2 separate regions of the Mus musculus genome follow, and region 2 is linked to region 1. Evidence: chromatin loops called from intact Hi-C (ENCODE). Cell type or tissue: left cerebral cortex. All regions are shown on one strand. Links, peaks and the distances in the headings refer to the core of each region. The heading gives the core; the rest is flanking DNA.

Region 1 (8,335 bases), core at 278-8,277:
GGCGATTGAACACAAGGCTTTACATATACTAGACAAGCACTCTGCCACTGGTCTAAATTCAAAGCCTCCTCCCACTCCCCTTTGCACATAACACTTCGTAGCATAGGTAGGCATCAAACTTACAATCCACTTGCCTCTACCTTCCAAGTTATGAATTATAGGTTTGTGCTATCATGCTGGCTCTATTTTATTTTTGACTAAAGGAATGGAATAGAAAGCCTAGTAGATACATACATGTTGAAACCCCTGCTTTATGACAAAGAGATTTACGTACTGATTAGAAACAGGGAATAGGTAGATATTTTGATAAAACAAACAAACACACCACTGCTAGTGGAAATAATTAATCTAGGCCATATAAAAATAATGATCCAACAATGATATAAATGTGAATGTTAAAACAAAACTTCATGTACAAGCTAATAGTATCTTCATGATCTTGAGCTAGACATGCAGTTCCTAAAGATGGCAAAGAAATCCCTTACCATAAAGAAAAGGCCTGATAATTTGGATGATTTTTAAAATGAAAAACTTTTTATTATAACCTCAGTAAAAGGTCGAAAAACAAGCAATGTGGAGAATATCCATCTAGCATAGCACCTGAGGACAGAAGATGGGTCACATCTAGAATATGTGATCCTTCAGGAAAAAAGACTCCTCCTTCCAATCCCCAGTGAGCCAAAGAATGTTCTGCACTTAGGAACATGAGTCATAGGCATTTCTTCTACAATTTCCTGGTTGTAATCTGTGGATCTTGGATTATTGGTGCCTGCTTGCTGGCCTCAGACCTGCCTTCCTCTTCTGTAGGGACACCGGGACTTTCCCATGCTGCCTTACCCAGCTGTGCCTCTTTTGTCATGAATGCTACACATCTTTAACTTTCCTTTGGTGTATAAACTTTGATCAACTATTCTAAGGAATTTTCTCTCTAGCTTCTTTTTCCTGCTTCCTTTTTTAATTTCTCTTTTGTATCTCCTTGTTGAGCTACCATAAAATATCTCAAAAGACTTTGGGAGAGCAAGCTTGTTCCATGGTACTCTGGCGGCAGAACAAAGACCAAAAGGCTCATATTTACCTATAGAGAAATTTGGTCTTTCCTGTGCTTTAGTTGTCCAAGTTCTCTAAAGAAGGGTCAAAGTTACTGAGTCACAAAGAGGCAGAATAGTTTCTTGGCTGCAGTGTTTTCTATAGAGGACCCTATCTATGCCTTGGATAGTGCTAGAATATGATACCCTCTTCTGGCCTTATGGACATCTACAGGCATAGCCCTCAGTGGGAGTCAGAGCCAGTATACTAACATGATCCATCTCCACTTCTAGTAGTTCAAGATGGGATACAAATGCTGGCACTTTAATGGTATCATGTCTACTTAACAACTCTTTTTAATACAGCATTCTACTTGTATCCATCAAGGATTGATCTGAAAGCTTTGATTACCTTTGTTTTCTTCAAATGGCAATGTTGGTATATTGACTTTCTTTTTTTGCCATATTCTTCAATTTGTTGCATTTTTCTCTGGCAGTACTTGTTCTCCTTGGCTTTACACATTCATTATTGGACCCATGAACACCTTGGAAGTTTTGTAGGTGTATGTGGATTTTACAAGGTTTTTTTTTTTTCTTTTTTTTTTTTTTTTGGTAGTGGTTGAAAACTTAGGAGTTTAACATAAAGCTAAATTTCCTTTTTATTATGAAAAAATCGGGCAGTCATGACTCTGTGGTATCCATTTCTAGATATCTCTGACCACACAGAGCTGGAGGGACTGCCTGCAAAGACTGACATTTATTTACTTTCATGGGACATTCTACCCTAGTCTACTTCTCTTCTTTGTTACATGCCTGGCTGGGAGACATTATAGTTGGTTACTTAAAAAAAAAAAAAAAAAAAAAAAAAGGAGAAACTGGACCTCTATGGGCTAGCCTGAGGATCAATCAGTTGCTATTAGTTCACTGGAGAAACGAATTCAAACTTTTTAAGAGTAGACCTTTTTAATATCCATAATGCAAATCTGAGAATGCTTATAGGATACTAAGCTGGCAAATCTGTCTGAAGTGTTGGCCCATTTCCTGTACTTCTATACTGTGTGTTAGTTTAGCACTTAGTAGGTACTTCACGAATGTTTTACCTCCTGAGGTCACAGTAATTTGTCTGCATCCAGGTTCTTAGTGGAAATGCCTACCACATTTTGTACCTAGCTAGCTACTTCCACAGGAGACCAGATTTGTGTGCAGTTTATGTGAAATACTTAACTCAGGCTCCAAATGTTCCAAGTGTGTGTTAGCTTCTTGCACAGCTCCCTGTTTTCCCTAAGACCCAATCTTCCCAAGATGGGCCTGATAGGAGAACAAAAAGGCAGGAACCCTACTTTTGCCTATTAATGTGGCTAATGGAGTTTGTGACCAGTACAGAGTACATGCAGTCCACACTTTGGACAAGGATAGGTCAAAGTTTAGCTCCCTCCCTTTAAAGAAAAAGAAAGCATTGTGGGGGGTGCATTTTGAAATTTTGACCCATATCCTTTGGAGGCCTAGGAGAGCTCACTGTGTCCAGAGAATTTTAGTTCCCAAGGCCTATAATTGTTGAAAAGCTAGGGAAACTGGCACTATTGGGGTAGGAGCTGATACCCTGCCTTTTCAGGTTCCCAGGCAGGCCTCTAGTATCCTGTCCTTGCTCAGGAGTTATCTTTACCCCTGAAATCAAATACTACACATAGCACCCTGTAAAACTGCTTCCTTGTAAGCTTCACCGAGCTTGCTAAGTAAACATCCGCCCATGCTTCTGGAACAGAATTCATTTCTGCTTCCTGGTCATCTCTTGTTTTTCTGTTCTCAGTGCCCCACCGAATCATTTTAATGGAAGAAAGACCTAGAATTAGTCAGAGGCACCTAAGATGATTGCTTTAATCTTAGTAAAATTCTGAGGAGGAAGAAAAGTTTTCCTACAGAGTGTCACCATACTTTGCAAGTCACCACTGCTGTCATGGCCATTTCTCTGTGAAGACTTTAGCACAGTCTTGCTGTGTTGCAGACCACAGTGGCCTCACTCCTCAAGTTCTATGGCTATGTTTGTCCCTACTTTATTCCCATGAATCTCTTGCTTGTTTCTCATGATTTACCTCTTGTCACTTCTACCTACCATGACATTCCTATTGCCATGGCACTGAGTAGCCACATCATTCACCAAGTTCATGAGATTTTGAGCTCACTCTATGCTGATCCTACTTCCTTCTAGTTCCCCCTCCTGAAAGAGAAGGCTCCTTGGCAGAGCTCTTTGTTTATTTGATCCTGGGCTCATGGGTAAATCTGGAATGTCCTGACATGAACTTAGGCATGTTTTTTGTTGTTGTTTTTGTTTGTCCCCCTCCCCCTGGAGAAGGAAACTGGAAAATGGAGATCTGAATAAGCAGAGGACCATTCTGGGGGCCTTGCCTTAAGTGACATTAAAGCCATATGCCTTTGCTCATCAGACCAGTAGGTGACTTCTTTATTGGCATACGCTACCCTGCAGCCCAGAAGGTGTAAATTTGAAGCACTTTCCCCTCCCTGGGATCCTGGCACAAATGCCCTGGGCTTCTTTTAAAACCAGGGAATACCAGGTTGTCTTCCAGGTGGTCCTTCTCTCTGATGGCTGAAATATTAGCCAGGGTGGTTGTGTAAAGGCTGTATAGGATAGTTGGTATAGAAGAGGTGGTTGCCTGACCTCTTGTTCATCTTTCTGAAAGTTGCAAGATGCATTTTATGAATCAGCTTATTGCCTCAGGACCCAAACACATCTAAAACATCTAGCTAGAGGCTGGTGTAGAAAACATTTATATATATAATAAGTTATATATATAATAGTTGGAACATGAGCCTTGTTGAATGTGTCTGGTTATGTAGGGTTCATTGGGTTAGTATCTGAGCTATTCTTTGTAGCATTGTCAGGAAAGGGGATGTTAGAAGCTGTGCTTTGCTGCTAAGAGTTGTCACTACCCTAAAGTAACTTGTACCTGGCTCTGAAGCATCAGTGGAACTTTCCTCATAAGAGTTTCCAGGTATGTGGATGTGTTAAAGTATTGCTCAAGGACTGGGGGTTCATCTGGTTACCCATCCTAGGGAAGAAACAGGTATTGGCTATGTTAGGTCTAGGCTTGGCCATCATTCTGTTGTCTTTTTTGTTGTCAGAAGGATCTTGGGAAGAAATGACTCAGCAACAAATCTTAGATGTGTGGCCTTCCTGCCTTTGGGGAAGTAATTGAACATACCTAACTAGATTCTAAAATTTTAAACACTGAATGAATAGACGTACATTACTCTGGATTTCTTCAGGCTGCTGTTTGGTTTATTCTTTAAAATACCTGATCTGATAGAAGGATCTCATTTGTGGAGTTAGCAAAAAAAATGTTTTAATTATGCTTTTTAGCCTTAGGAAATTCAGGATTTAAAAGTCCTGATTTCATGCCCCAAAACAAAACAAACAAACAAGCAAAATGAACAAAAAAAAGAGATGAAATAAAAAGGCAAAAATAATGTCAGAAAAATAATGTCTGGGCACCATGATTATAATTTTGGACTTGTCGTGACAGAAAGAGTTAATGAAATGGTGGTCTCATGGTGAGGACTATTTTAGCCTATGGCTAGGAGAAGCCCATATGGCTCAAGAAAAGATGATGCAATATTTAGTTAAGGACAGCCCTGGTTGATTTGAGCCCTGGGAGCTGCCATTCAAAGAGTTAAAGCTAGTCTTATTCCCATGAATCTCAAAGTGAAGAAGAAAGGCTGCAGAAATAGGGACCTGTGTGTTACGGAGCTGTTAGGTAAGAAAAAGAAAGAAAGAAAGGAAAAAAAAAAAAACCAGGCTAAAATGTGTGGCCAAGAAAACAGAATGTAGGTCCAACTTTTTTTTTTCCTTGTTTGACCAGCCTTGGCACTGCCCTCTGCCTCTCCAGAGGGAAAGCTGCAGTTCTGCTTCTGCAACACAAGGAGCAGACTGGAGAATTTAGATCTGCGTCACAGCGCTCAGAGAGAGAGAGAGAGAGAGAGAGAGAGAGAGAGAGAGAGAGAGAGAGAGAGAGAGAGAGAGAGAGAGAGAGGAGGGGGAGAGGGGAGAGAGACAGAGGAGAGAGAGGGATAGAAGAGAGAGGGGGGAGGAGACAGGAGAAGGGGGGGAGAGAGAGAGAAGGAGAGAGAGAGCCAGCATGAGCATACAAGCTGTCGATAGGTCTGCTAGCAGCAGCCGTGCTGCAGCGGAGAGAAAAATCAAGAAACAAGTCATAGCAACACTGGGCACCAGGTTCTGCCAAGCGTTCAGAAATCTGTTGGGTGTCCAGAGGCCTCTGGGTAGCCTAGGCTAAGATGTCACGCAAGGTGGCACAGGCAGTTCCCATGGGGAGTACGTGGGAACGGGTGGGGGCAGGAGTGAGTACAAGAGTTGGTAGGGTGGCAGTGGAAGGCTTAATCAGAGTGGATTCTGGAACATTCAGGACTGCGGCACCTTGTATCTGGACAGGGATTTGGGACTGTGCAGGAGACGACTGGTGGTCCAGTGTGGCTTAAGGACTTGATGGCGTAACCCACTTCTTCCACGTATGTATTTCTTGTGATAAGGGCAATGTCTAGGGTATGTGGGTGCTGTTTTTCTTACCTTCTTTCTTGCCTTTTGCTGTCTTTTTCCCTTGGAGGTTTATTTTATTTTATTTTTACTTTAATTTCTTCTCCCTTAGTGTCATCTATTTAAGTCTGACCAGGATAGAGGAGAGGAGTGAACCATCCCCGGCTTCCCACTTAACCTTTCACCCTTTACCCTGTTTTCTGTTGGTGGATGGAGAGACTGGTTTTCCAGGTTGTTTGGGTGTCAGTGTCCATCTGTGCAGGCTTATGGGAAAGGAAGAGAGTGAGAAGTGACAAGAAGCAGGCAAGAGGGACTGTTTTTCCAGGCATTCTCTTATTAAAACGTCTAGTTGTGGGCATCTGGGGTGGTGGAAGAGCATCGGCATAGGGTAGGGTGTGGGCTGAGAGAAGTGGGGTGATGCTGGGAGGTTGTCACTGCGTAGTTGAGAAAAGTGGGGAATGATGACGCAGTCACTGTTGCATCTTGTTAGGAGCTCTGTGGAGACAGGTAGTGAAGCTCCTGGGATCTGTGGGACCAGCAGAAGGGTTAAAGATGAGTCTAGGTGGGAAGCTAACATTTAGAGATTAAATGTCATCCTTTTGGCGTTGGAAAGTTGTTTACCTTGCTTTCTCTGTGTCTCCATGTTGGCTCCCTTCCAGTTCACATGTGATGGCCTTCCCTGTACTGCTGCATCATTAACTAAGTGACTGAGCTGGCCTTCCATTGGCCAGGGGAGGGCTCTTATTTCAGACACTTCCTCTCATTGGTGGGAGGGCCAATGGCAGGTGAAAACCTCTTTTTGATTGGCTAAGGACAGAGTATCAAATCTGAATTTGCATTTCACTTGCTTAAAGGGGAGGGAGAGAAGCCCAGCAGCTTCTAAAATCTCTTTTAGGGGTGTGCGTAGGTGAGTCTGCCTGCTTCAGACTGCCCAACTGAAGCGTCTTCCTTTACCTTTTTTTAAATTTCAGGAACTATGAGGAAGAGCTTAAAATGCCTCAAACTTTTTTTTTTTTTTTTGGAGGGAGGAGACTGGGGAGATGGATTTGAAGAGGATTGAACAAATTGGAAGAAAATATTTGTCCTCTGCTTTGGTGTCAGAAAAGGGAATTTTCCAATCTGCCACACCTCAGTGTTGCGGCAAAAATAATTCTTGGCTCCCCTGGAAACTATCGGGCAAGGTAGGGCAGAACTGCTGCTGCTGTCGCCATTACCCTGGGCTTCCTATTGAATGGGCTGCTCCCAAGTGAACAGATCTGCGTTGATGCTCTGGTCGTCCAAAAGTCCTCAAATCAGCTCTGAGCTGAGCCCACTATTGGAAGAATCTGCCTTTTGGAAGTTGACGCTACCTTGTGCTTGGGAAGGTAAGGATGGGGACTAACCTCAGAGTATTGCTTGGAAACTGGCTGTTATGATGTTTCTCAAAAAGTAAGTGGGTAGGGCTTTGAAGGACTCCCTTTAGAATGATTTGTCAGTCTAGGGAACCAGGAGATGAATGAAACTGGGGCGGCAGCAGCTGTCTTGTACTGGGGGAAAACTAGAAAATTAGAGTTCTGGCACCCCATCTTATCCTTGTAATGGGTCTCATATTTGTGGGAGGGGGTTTGCTTGGCCCTGCACCATGCGTAGTGGCTCCACCCATGACTGCGCATCCAGAGCAAGAACGCATTGCACCCTGGGTCTCTGGCCTGGGACAAACACCTCCCTCCTTGTTATATAACTCAGGGTGGCCTGTGCCTTCTCAAGCCTCCTTTGCAACTCTACCTCCCCACTCCTTGCGGCTCACAGCTGAGGGTCTGCTAGGGAACAGTGGGAGTTTCCCTCCCTGAATGAGGTAGCCACTTAGTGACCAAGTTTGAGCACAGAAATGATCTGCTGTCTCATCTGAGGACATGGACCCCAGAATGTCCTTCTGAGTACCCTGTGTCACCTGTAGTCCCTGGCTTAGAGGTGGGGATAATGTCTTCCTTTCCCTTTTATCCTTTCTAGTTTGGGGGCAGGGACTTTTTTAAGGGAAGGAGTGAAAACCTTTTGGGAGGGGGTTGGCAGTGTCCTTTCCTTGTCTCTAGCTTTCCTTTTCCTGGCTGGGTTTACACTCTGGATTCCTTTGAGGCTGCCATTTTGAAGGCATATCTGCTTGTCCTTTACATGGTTGGCCCTGCTGTGCTAATTCTAAGGAGTGGGTGGGGATTTAAAAAGGGGTCTCTGATAGAGGAATACAGCCACTGTATAGATAGATGCAGTTATGATTGTTGCAATGAAGGTGGTCTGAAAGCAGAACTGCCTGGTTCCATGCTGGGTCACAGCACTGGATGGAGGTCTAAATGGAAGCCTTCTGGGTCAGGGTCCCACGACCGGGGACCCCATCTTTACCAGAGTATGACTACTTGGCTTCCCTGCCCTAGTCAGCCTAAACCAGAGATGTTCCATCATGTGCCTAGTGATGGAGGAGAGTGAAAGCAGACATAGGAGCTCATCTCAGATGTGGTAGACTTGTGGTTTGTGTTTTTCAAATAGCCCCTTTGTCTCTGTCTCTGTCTCTCCTCTCCTCTTCTCTTCTCTTCTCTTCTCTTCTCTCTCCCTCCCTCCCTCCCTCCCTCTCTCTCTCTCTCTCTCTCTCTCTCTCTCTCTCTCTCTCTCTCTCTCTCTCTCTCTGCCTCCATATGGAGACATGGGTTGAGGTCCACAGCAGGCAGCAGCATTTGGTCAGATGACCCTGCCTTTCCTCCTTGCCCCCTGCCAGGGC
Region 2 (8,335 bases), core at 69-8,068, 130 kb before region 1:
GAGACTGCAAATGACACTTCAGCCAGAGCAGCTACATTTAAATTTTTTATCTTGGTATTACTTTTGGAAATGAAAAGAAGCCAAGGACTCTGCTTTCAAAAATGTTTTTGTGGAGGAGGGTGTGGGTGTGGGGCCTGTGTATATGGAAACTCTCTGTACTTTCAGCTCAGTTTTGTTATGAACCTGAAACTGGCCTACAAAATGCAGTTTAATGATTTTTGTAAGTGTTTTGGAGTCTATGGAACCAGAGAAGTGTAGATTAGAGTAGCTGAAGGACTGTGATCAATTGTTAACTACTGGTGTCTCAAGGCTGTAGCCAGACCTCAGTGAGACACACATAGGATTATAACTTCTCAACCTAGAAAGTTCTTTCTTCTTCTGTGGGACCTACATGTGATGTTGCCAATAGCTTCTTCCCCATAGCAGTTAAGTCTGTTTCTATTGGTTATATAAAGGCAGTGAAAATCTTTATAAAGTTACTCTGTGACTTATTTGAAGAAGGAGAGCTCACTATTGTATGTAGATGTTTTCCTTCTTGTTTTGGTTTTAGTTATTATTTGGGCAGGGTCCTCCCTCTTCCTTTTTTTGCCCAGTCTGATCTCAAACAATCTTCTGTCTCTGTGCGCCAATTGCTGGGATTATAAATCTGTGCTTCTTCGTCCAGGAATATTTATTTTTAAATATTTATCTGAAAATCTAGATTTTATTGATGTTGCAAATGTTCTGCCATCTCCATCCCCTAATCCTTTGGCTCAAAGAAGTCCTAGTCCTAGTCTCTGATGTCTGTGATTACATTGTATTATCAGGCTGAAGGACTTTTATACCTGTGATTGCAGTAAAACTCTTAAGATGCACCAAGTCCCTGCTCCTAGCTTAAAACCAACAACTGATAGTTGTTGAGGGAACCAACTGAGAGTCAGTTTTCTTCAGAGAATCAACGTCTAGTACATTGCCTGTCTTTGTGGATGGCCCCACACTCATATACTTATAGGAAGCTGTAATTGGACTCAATCGATTATCAAGAAAAAAGAAAAACTGGGGTTATTAAGTTAAGAGAGTCTGGGAGATTGGAGATGGAGAAACAGGGTGGGCATAATCAAATACATTACACATGTAAAAATCTCAAAGAATATAGAAAATGTAAAAGACTCTTGAGATGGAGGGATTACTGTATGTGGGCCTGATGTAATTAGAAGGTCCCTTAAAAGAAAGGGGTTGCAACTTTAAAGTATGGATAGGAATTTGCTGATGAAAGCAGAGTACAGTAATTCTCTGTGAACAAGACATAGATTCTCTAAAACCCAAGACAGGCCAAGAAGAATTCCCTGGAGCCTCCAGAAGAAACAGTCTTGCAAACACTTTTAGACAAGTGAAACTCATGTTGGACTGTAACACCCAGAACTGTGAAGCACTAAATGTATGCTGTTTTATAGTCCAAAGTTTGGGTATTTTTTTAATAGAAATAAGAGGGAAATGATGCATACCCATGCTTGGGTACCTTAACCCTAAACCCCTCAAAGAAAAAAGTACCTACCACAGACCATCAGGAAAACATGGGGCTAACTGAAGAGACAGATTGACAGTAACTATTGAACAGAGGAGTTCTTCTAGTAATAAAATTTATGCAAAAAACAGATATGTATATTCTTTATTATTTCAAAAGCAGGAAGGTTCACAAAAGGGGTATGTACTGTATAGTACTTGGATGTTTTGTATCTTATACTTTAACTACTCATATACTTATTTTAAAACATATTTTACATTGGCATGATTGCACATTATGAGCATATTGTGATATTTCGTGTTATATATGTAAATAATGTGTGTAATTGATAGCTATGTTTTAGATAGGATCTCATGTATCTAAGGCTGGCCTCCAACTCACTTACTATGTAGTTTGAACTACAAGTTCTAAAGGACTAACTTGAGCTCTTGATCCTCCTGCCTCCTTGTACCTACTGCTGGAATTACCGACACGCACGAGCAGTCTGAGCTCATACTGATGCTTTGAGATGCACAACAAATTACTGTAAATTCACATGACTCTGTGTTACTAGCGTTCCTTCTCATCCACCCTAACAGTGTCTGTTCCCTCCATGCCACCCCTAGCTTTGGATGACACTATGAAACCAGCTTCTTTAAATTCTGCATAATAGTGAAATGGCTTGGCTCTTGTTTTTCTATGCCTGACTTATTTAATAAAATTTTCTCCATTTCCATCCATGTTACTGTAACATTATAGGTTGACATTCTTTTGTGGCTGAATAATAATAATAATAATAATTTCACTGTATATATACACCTTACATTCTTAATTTATTAATTTGTTTATATATCTAGGTTGTCTCCATATCTTAGTTATTATTAATAATAATGTAGTAAATATTGTGTGCAGATGCCTGTCTAATTCACAAAATGTATCTCCTTTGGGCAATAACCCAATAGTACGGTAACTATCCAATGGTAGCTCTATTTCTGACTTTTGAAAGGAAATTCCATGTGTTCTCCATGGTAGGTACACTAATTTATATTCCCACTAGTGGTACCTGAGTGTTCTCCTTTCTCCTGGGTAGCCATGCTTGCTTTGTCTTCCAGTCTGAAAGGTTCCAAAACGGCATTCATTTTTATATTCCCATTTCTTCCAGAACCCTGTACTAATAATATCATCATCTATATTTCCAAAGCACTTTGCATTTCCCAAAGCACATATTTGTCCATCATCTACTTTGAGTATTACCGCTTGTGGTCCAGGCAAGATTAGTTATACTATTAACAGATTTGATTTTATAAGACTAGCACTCAGATTTCACTGACACCCTCTTCTCCACAGTATTTCACATTTTATTTAGGAAGTGAATAAAAACACAAAAGAAAAATTGAGGCACTCTTGGCCTCCTAGGAATGGTCATAAGATTGAGGCCTAGGACCTCAGAATCATCTATGTTCCAGTCCTAAACAAAGGAGAACCTTTTCTGCCTATCTGGTGGGGGCCAGGAACCTACGACAGTGACCTGCATCATTCGAAGACTTATTCCGTGTGTCGTAGAACTGACAGGGAAGAAGTGATCCCGTCACTTCAGCGGCAAAAGGTGAATGAGACTAACTGCTTAGCTGTTTGAACCCTTTCCTCTTGCTCTCTGACCTCCACAAAGAATAGCTATGCTATCTACCCTGCCTTCAGGACCTAGCCAGAAAAAGACAGGACAGAAAAGAATGACACTGTCAGTGTTTCACCTCTTAAACACTGCATAGTATCAGTGTTCTCCCAAAGACAGTACAGTGTCTGCAGGCAGAAACATATTCAAGTCATGTGTCCCCACTTAACAGTGGTATAATCTTGGCAAATCAGATTCCTTGGGTACAATCCTACTTTTCCATCTGCAGAATGTGGGCAATAACACCAAGCCTGCAAAATCGTTGTGGAGATAAAAATAATATATGTGAAGTACATAGAAAATAATTAAGAGTTCGAATGGTAGCTATAGTTAGTTATATTCAAGAAAACACAGAGAGGGGGAGTGGATTTCTAAAGGCTGGACAGCTGGTACACAGCCGGCAGGCGGAACTAAGATTAAAGACTCATCCACAGGCTCCCTGGAGAATCAAGTCTCCTGCCAGAAGAGGGCCTCCAGGCAAGGCCCCTCCATCACTTAAACAGAGAAGAGACCTCTGCACTGCCTCTGTGCTCCTGCCCGAAGCACCAAGTTTATTCTAATGTTTTGGAGTCCATGTGCAACTGCAGGGGTCTAGAGGAAAATTAGGGTCTCCCCTTGTCCATTGCTTTGGCGATTTCTGCTTGGGTGCCGAGGGCAATATTGTGATGGGGAGCTCCGGCTTTGTGGAGGAGCTCTTTGTGTGATTCTTCCAGTGTGGGCGCTGCAAGATAGAGCTTCAAACCTACTGAGTCACCAGTGCAGAGCTGGGCACAAACCCAGAGGCACAGCCCTTGCTTTGCAAGTGGGGAGATAGGGAAGAGGTCTCAAAGCTGCTCTGGCCTGCAGCCCAGAGTTCACTCAGGGCCAAAGCGGCCAGTGCCTGGCCAAGGCTGACACTGGCTATGAACAATGTTTGGAGCTGCCTTGCTTGTAGACCTTGTGTCTTCTGCAGACATCCTGGAGGGACAAGGAACAGTCAGGGCTTCCCAGGACACTGCCCAGGAGCCTGATGCATCTTCTAGTACCTGGAGACACCAACTTCCTTTCATCATTTGTCATCTCTAGGTTTCTCAACCCTTGAAGGGATCTGGTGTTGACTGTGAGAGGAATTAGGAAATCTAATTTGTTCTTTGCAAAAGAAAACCATAGGCACACCTGCATGCTTGGTAGGAGTATATTTCTAATGTTTGCACCTGCTTTCAGAGCATGTGTACTAACAGGGAACACAGGACAGACTCTGGGTCAGTCCCTCCTCCACAAGGCACCTTTACACAGCTCTGTCCACTCCACCCCCACCCACCTCCTCTGTGACTAGGACGCCAGATCTGTGGAGCTTTGCCTTTATTGGTGCTCTCTGCCTGTTTTCCCCCTGTGTAGCCTTCAGAACTGATAACTAGGCTACTTACTTCTGGGTGGAAGAAACAAAGGGAGAGAAAAGGCATGGAGTTCAGTGGCAGTTCATCTAGTTAGACTCTGAGACCACAAACTTGCTCTTTTCTTTCTTCCTAGGAATTTTTGACCCCTACGGTTCTTGGGGAAGAGAGCATCTGTGTCTTTGACCAGCCAGCCCGCTGTGTGGTGGAATGGTTGACAGTGAAGTAGGTTTTATTGAGGGTAAAAGTTGTGCAGCAGCCATCTTAGATGTCTCTCTCCAAATTGGAAGGAATGTTAGATCCTCATATGGGAAAATGATGATCAGTAGTCCTGGACAACAGCAAACTTCTCAAACCTGGAAGAAAGCATCTTTTTAGAGATAGAGACCCATAGTTCCTGTTCAAAGGAGATTCTAGGTGATTTTGTGAGGAACAAGGAAGTTTTGAGAACCTCTATTCTGTAAAGTTCCCTGTGTAGACTGTAGTTAAGTCCTGCATCCACCAGGCTACTGGCATACTGCTTCACAGGCCCAGAAAGGCAAGAAATGGACTAAGAAGCTGGAAGATTCGGAGCCATGTGGTAGAGTCTGTGACAAGTTGAATAAGAATGGTCCCATAGGCTCACATATTTGACTGCTTAGTCACCAGATAGTGGCAATATTTAAGAAGGATTAGAAGGATTAGGAGATGTGGTCTTATTGGAGAAGATGTGGCCTTTCTGGAGTAGATATGGCCGTATTGGAGGAAGTGTATCACTGGAAGTGGGCTTTGAGGTTTCAAAAGCCCATGCCAGGTTCAGGGTTCTCTCTCTCTCTCTCTCTCTCTCTCTCTCTCTCTCTCTCTCTCTCTCTCTCTTCCCTCTCTCTCTCTATCTCTCTCTCTGTCTCTCTCTCAGTCTCTCTCTCTTTCTCTCTCTCTCCTCTATCTCTCTCCTCTCTCCTCCCTTTCTCTTTCTCTCTTTCTCTCTCTCCTCTCTCTCTCCTCTCTCTTTCTCTCTCTCTCCTCTATCTCTCTCCTCTCTCTCCTCTCTTTCTCTTTCTTTTTCTCTCTCTCCTCTCTTTCTCTTTCTCTCTCTCTCCTCTATCTTTCTCTCTCTCTCTCCCCTCTCTCTCCCCTCTCTCTTTCTCTCCTCTCCTCTATCTCTCTCCTCTCTCTCTTTCTCTCTCTCTCCTCTCTCTCTCCTCTCTCTCTTTCTCTCTCTCTCTTTCTCTCTCCTTTCTCTCCTCTCTTTCTCTCTCTCTCCTCTCTCTCTTTCTCTCTCTCTTTCTCTCTCCTTTCTCTCCTCTCTTTCTCTCTCTCCTCTCTCTCTTTCTCTCTCTCTCCTCTCTCTCTTTCTCTCTCTCCTCTATCTCTCTCCTCTCTCTCTTTCTCTCTCTCTCCTCTCTCTCTCTTTCTCTCTCTCCTCTATCTCTCTCCTCTCTCTCTCTTTCTCTCTCTCTTCTCTCTCTCTCCTCTCTTTCTCTTCCTCTCTCTCTCCCCCCCCCTCTCTCTCTTGCCTATGGACCAGGATATAGCTCTCAACTACTGCCCCAATGCTGTGTCCTGCCATGCTCCCTGCCATGATGATAATAGACTCAACTTCTGAAACTGTAAGCAACTCCCCAGTTAAAACCTTTTCTTTATGAGAGTTGCCTTGGTCATAGTGTCTTCACAGCGGTGAAATTGACTAGGGAAGCTCCTTTCTTCAGTTTCTCTTAACTATGAACATAAGTAATGATTTAAGAATCTAGAAAAATATCAGGAAGCAATGAGGACTTTTAGGTTTCCAGGAAATACTGCATTTGCATAACCTCTGATATCACAACCTTATCTGCTTAAAACCTCAGCTTGCTAATGATGACCAGCATGTTATTTGATTCTTTCAAATTGAAAAAGAAACATCTTGAAAGAGAACATTATGTCCAGTGCCATCTCAGTCACTAATCTATTGCTATGAAGAGACATCATGTCCAAGGCAACTCTTAGACAAGAAAGCATTTAATTGGGGCTTGCTTACACTTCAGAGGTTTAGTCAATGGATGCTTGCATGATACTGGAGCAATATTTGAGAGTTAGATCCTGAGAGAGAGAGAGAGAGAGAGAGAGAGAGAGAGAGAGAGAGAGAGAGAGAGAGAGAGAGAGACTGGGACAGGCATGGGCTTTTGAAACACCAAAGCCCACCTTCCACTCGTGACAGACTTCCTCCAGCAAAGCCACACCTGCTCCAACAAATTCATTCCTCCCAATCCTTGTACTCCTTTAAAATAGTTCCACTCCTTAGTGAACAAGCACTCAAATATATGTGTCTATGGGGGCCATTCTCATTCAAACCACCATAAGTATTTAAGGTGGTAATTGGTACAGATATTGCTGCTTGCATTATCTCAGTTAATAGAAGACTTGTGCTTTGTGGGCAGAGTACCTAAGCTTCAGGGAGAGTTAATTTTTCCTCACTGGCTTCATCAAGTGATTGGGAATTAATATAGTGTACTGTGAACATATGCTGTCCAGGAAGCCATGGGAGAAGCATGTTGAGGGATTAGTTGATAGAGAAATTTTCTTCCTGTTTAATAGGGCACAGAAAAGATAAAGTACCTTTGCTGTTTCTCAATGTCTTTGCCTGGAGTTCCTGCCGTCTTCTACAATCATAAAAGATATAGGTCAGAATAACAAACATAATACTGAGGTACTCAGAGAGAAAGTTAGGAAATTCATGGAGACTCTTGACATTATTGCACCACAAGATTCAATGAATGCCTGGGATCTGTCTTGCTATTAAAAAATTAAACATTTTCCATATTTAGATCACTTGTAGTTGGGTTTTCTGCTACCCAAAGCTCATAATATCCTACTAGATACAATTAATGAGACTGGATTCTCAGTGGAATATGCAAGCAGAAAGAGAAGTCTGGTTAAGCAAAGAGGGATCAGGAGATTTGATGTTCCTGCCAACTCTTAACAAACACTGAGTTGTCTTGTCTCCTATAAGGAACTTCCACAACTCAGAAGTCCCTTATTTTGAGCCTTGATGTATGTGTTAATTACTTAGCACTACTCTTATGAAAATAACCTGAGAGAACAAGTTGAAGGAGGTGAAACTTATTTTGCTCATAGTTTCTTATGAGTTAGTCCATCGTTGTCCAGCCCTGTGTGTTTGGTAGGGAAATCATGGCGGTGAAAGCATGCAGTAGAGGAAGCTGTTTTCCTCATGGCATGCAGGAAACAGGGAAGAAGACAATATCTGAGCCAGATATGACCTTTAAATGCACACCTCGAGCTATTCTCCACTTCCTGAAATTTCTGGTACCTTTTCAAATAGCATCATCAGCTTCAGACCAACCATTTAACATAAGAGCCTATGAGGAACATTTTAGATTTAAACCTTAATAGTGCTTCATCACTAAGATTGTCTTACTCTCCTATCAGATGCCCCCTTTGAAGACATGAAGGGGTCATGGAGAGCAGTGGAGACTTGGCACTATGAGAGACTAGGAAAGGCCATTGGTGAAAATGCAGCCTCAGTGTCAGTTGAAGATCCAGGACTGAAGAATCTTCAGAGAAGTTCAGGTTTGGCACTATGAAGAGACTATGAGAGGCTACTAGAGGAAGTACAGCCCAGCAGAAAAACACCATTGTTTTTGAGATGCCAGTATCAAGGGATGAAGATCAAGAACACCAGTCCCAGAATCTGTAAAAATAAAGCCTAGATTGCCTTGAAGTCCCAAGAGATAAAAAGTGATAAAGTCATGGGATATTTCCCCAGGAAAGCCACTAACAGGGAGTAGAACTAGCCCAAGAGAAAGAAGTCTGTTGCAGTCAACAGAGCTG

The links. Hi-C counts contacts between places; a loop is a spot of excess contacts. Peaks named below come from ENCODE experiments on the same cell type or tissue, not always from the same donor. Only the 100,000 strongest peaks of a DNase experiment are listed, where the experiment ranks them.
Region 2: a loop joins it to region 1, with 3 times the contacts of the local background. A loop is called at or near these places in 2 of 42 quality-filtered maps.

Annotation. Positions count from the first base shown.
Region 1 is chr1:195,011,988-195,020,322 of GRCm38, forward strand. It overlaps A330023F24Rik (RIKEN cDNA A330023F24 gene), which reads left to right and starts at 5,412. Exons shown (of 8, transcript NR_015566.2): 1 at 5,412-5,564; 2 at 6,614-6,953. In left cerebral cortex, for the core only: a CTCF peak has its summit at 4,914; DNase peaks (open chromatin) are centred at 4,952, 5,319, 6,346 and 7,133; H3K4me3 peaks cover 3,511 bases; H3K27ac peaks cover 4,122 bases.
Region 2 is chr1:194,881,935-194,890,269 of GRCm38, forward strand. Gm39748 (a long non-coding RNA gene) reads right to left here. Exons shown (of 3, transcript XR_865916.1): 3 at 4,512-4,884. Among named protein-coding and RNA genes, the nearest start is that of Gm39748, 15 kb to the right of the region's middle. In left cerebral cortex, for the core only: a CTCF peak has its summit at 3,628 (motif pointing right); DNase peaks (open chromatin) are centred at 107, 3,476 and 3,891; H3K27ac peaks cover 4,120 bases.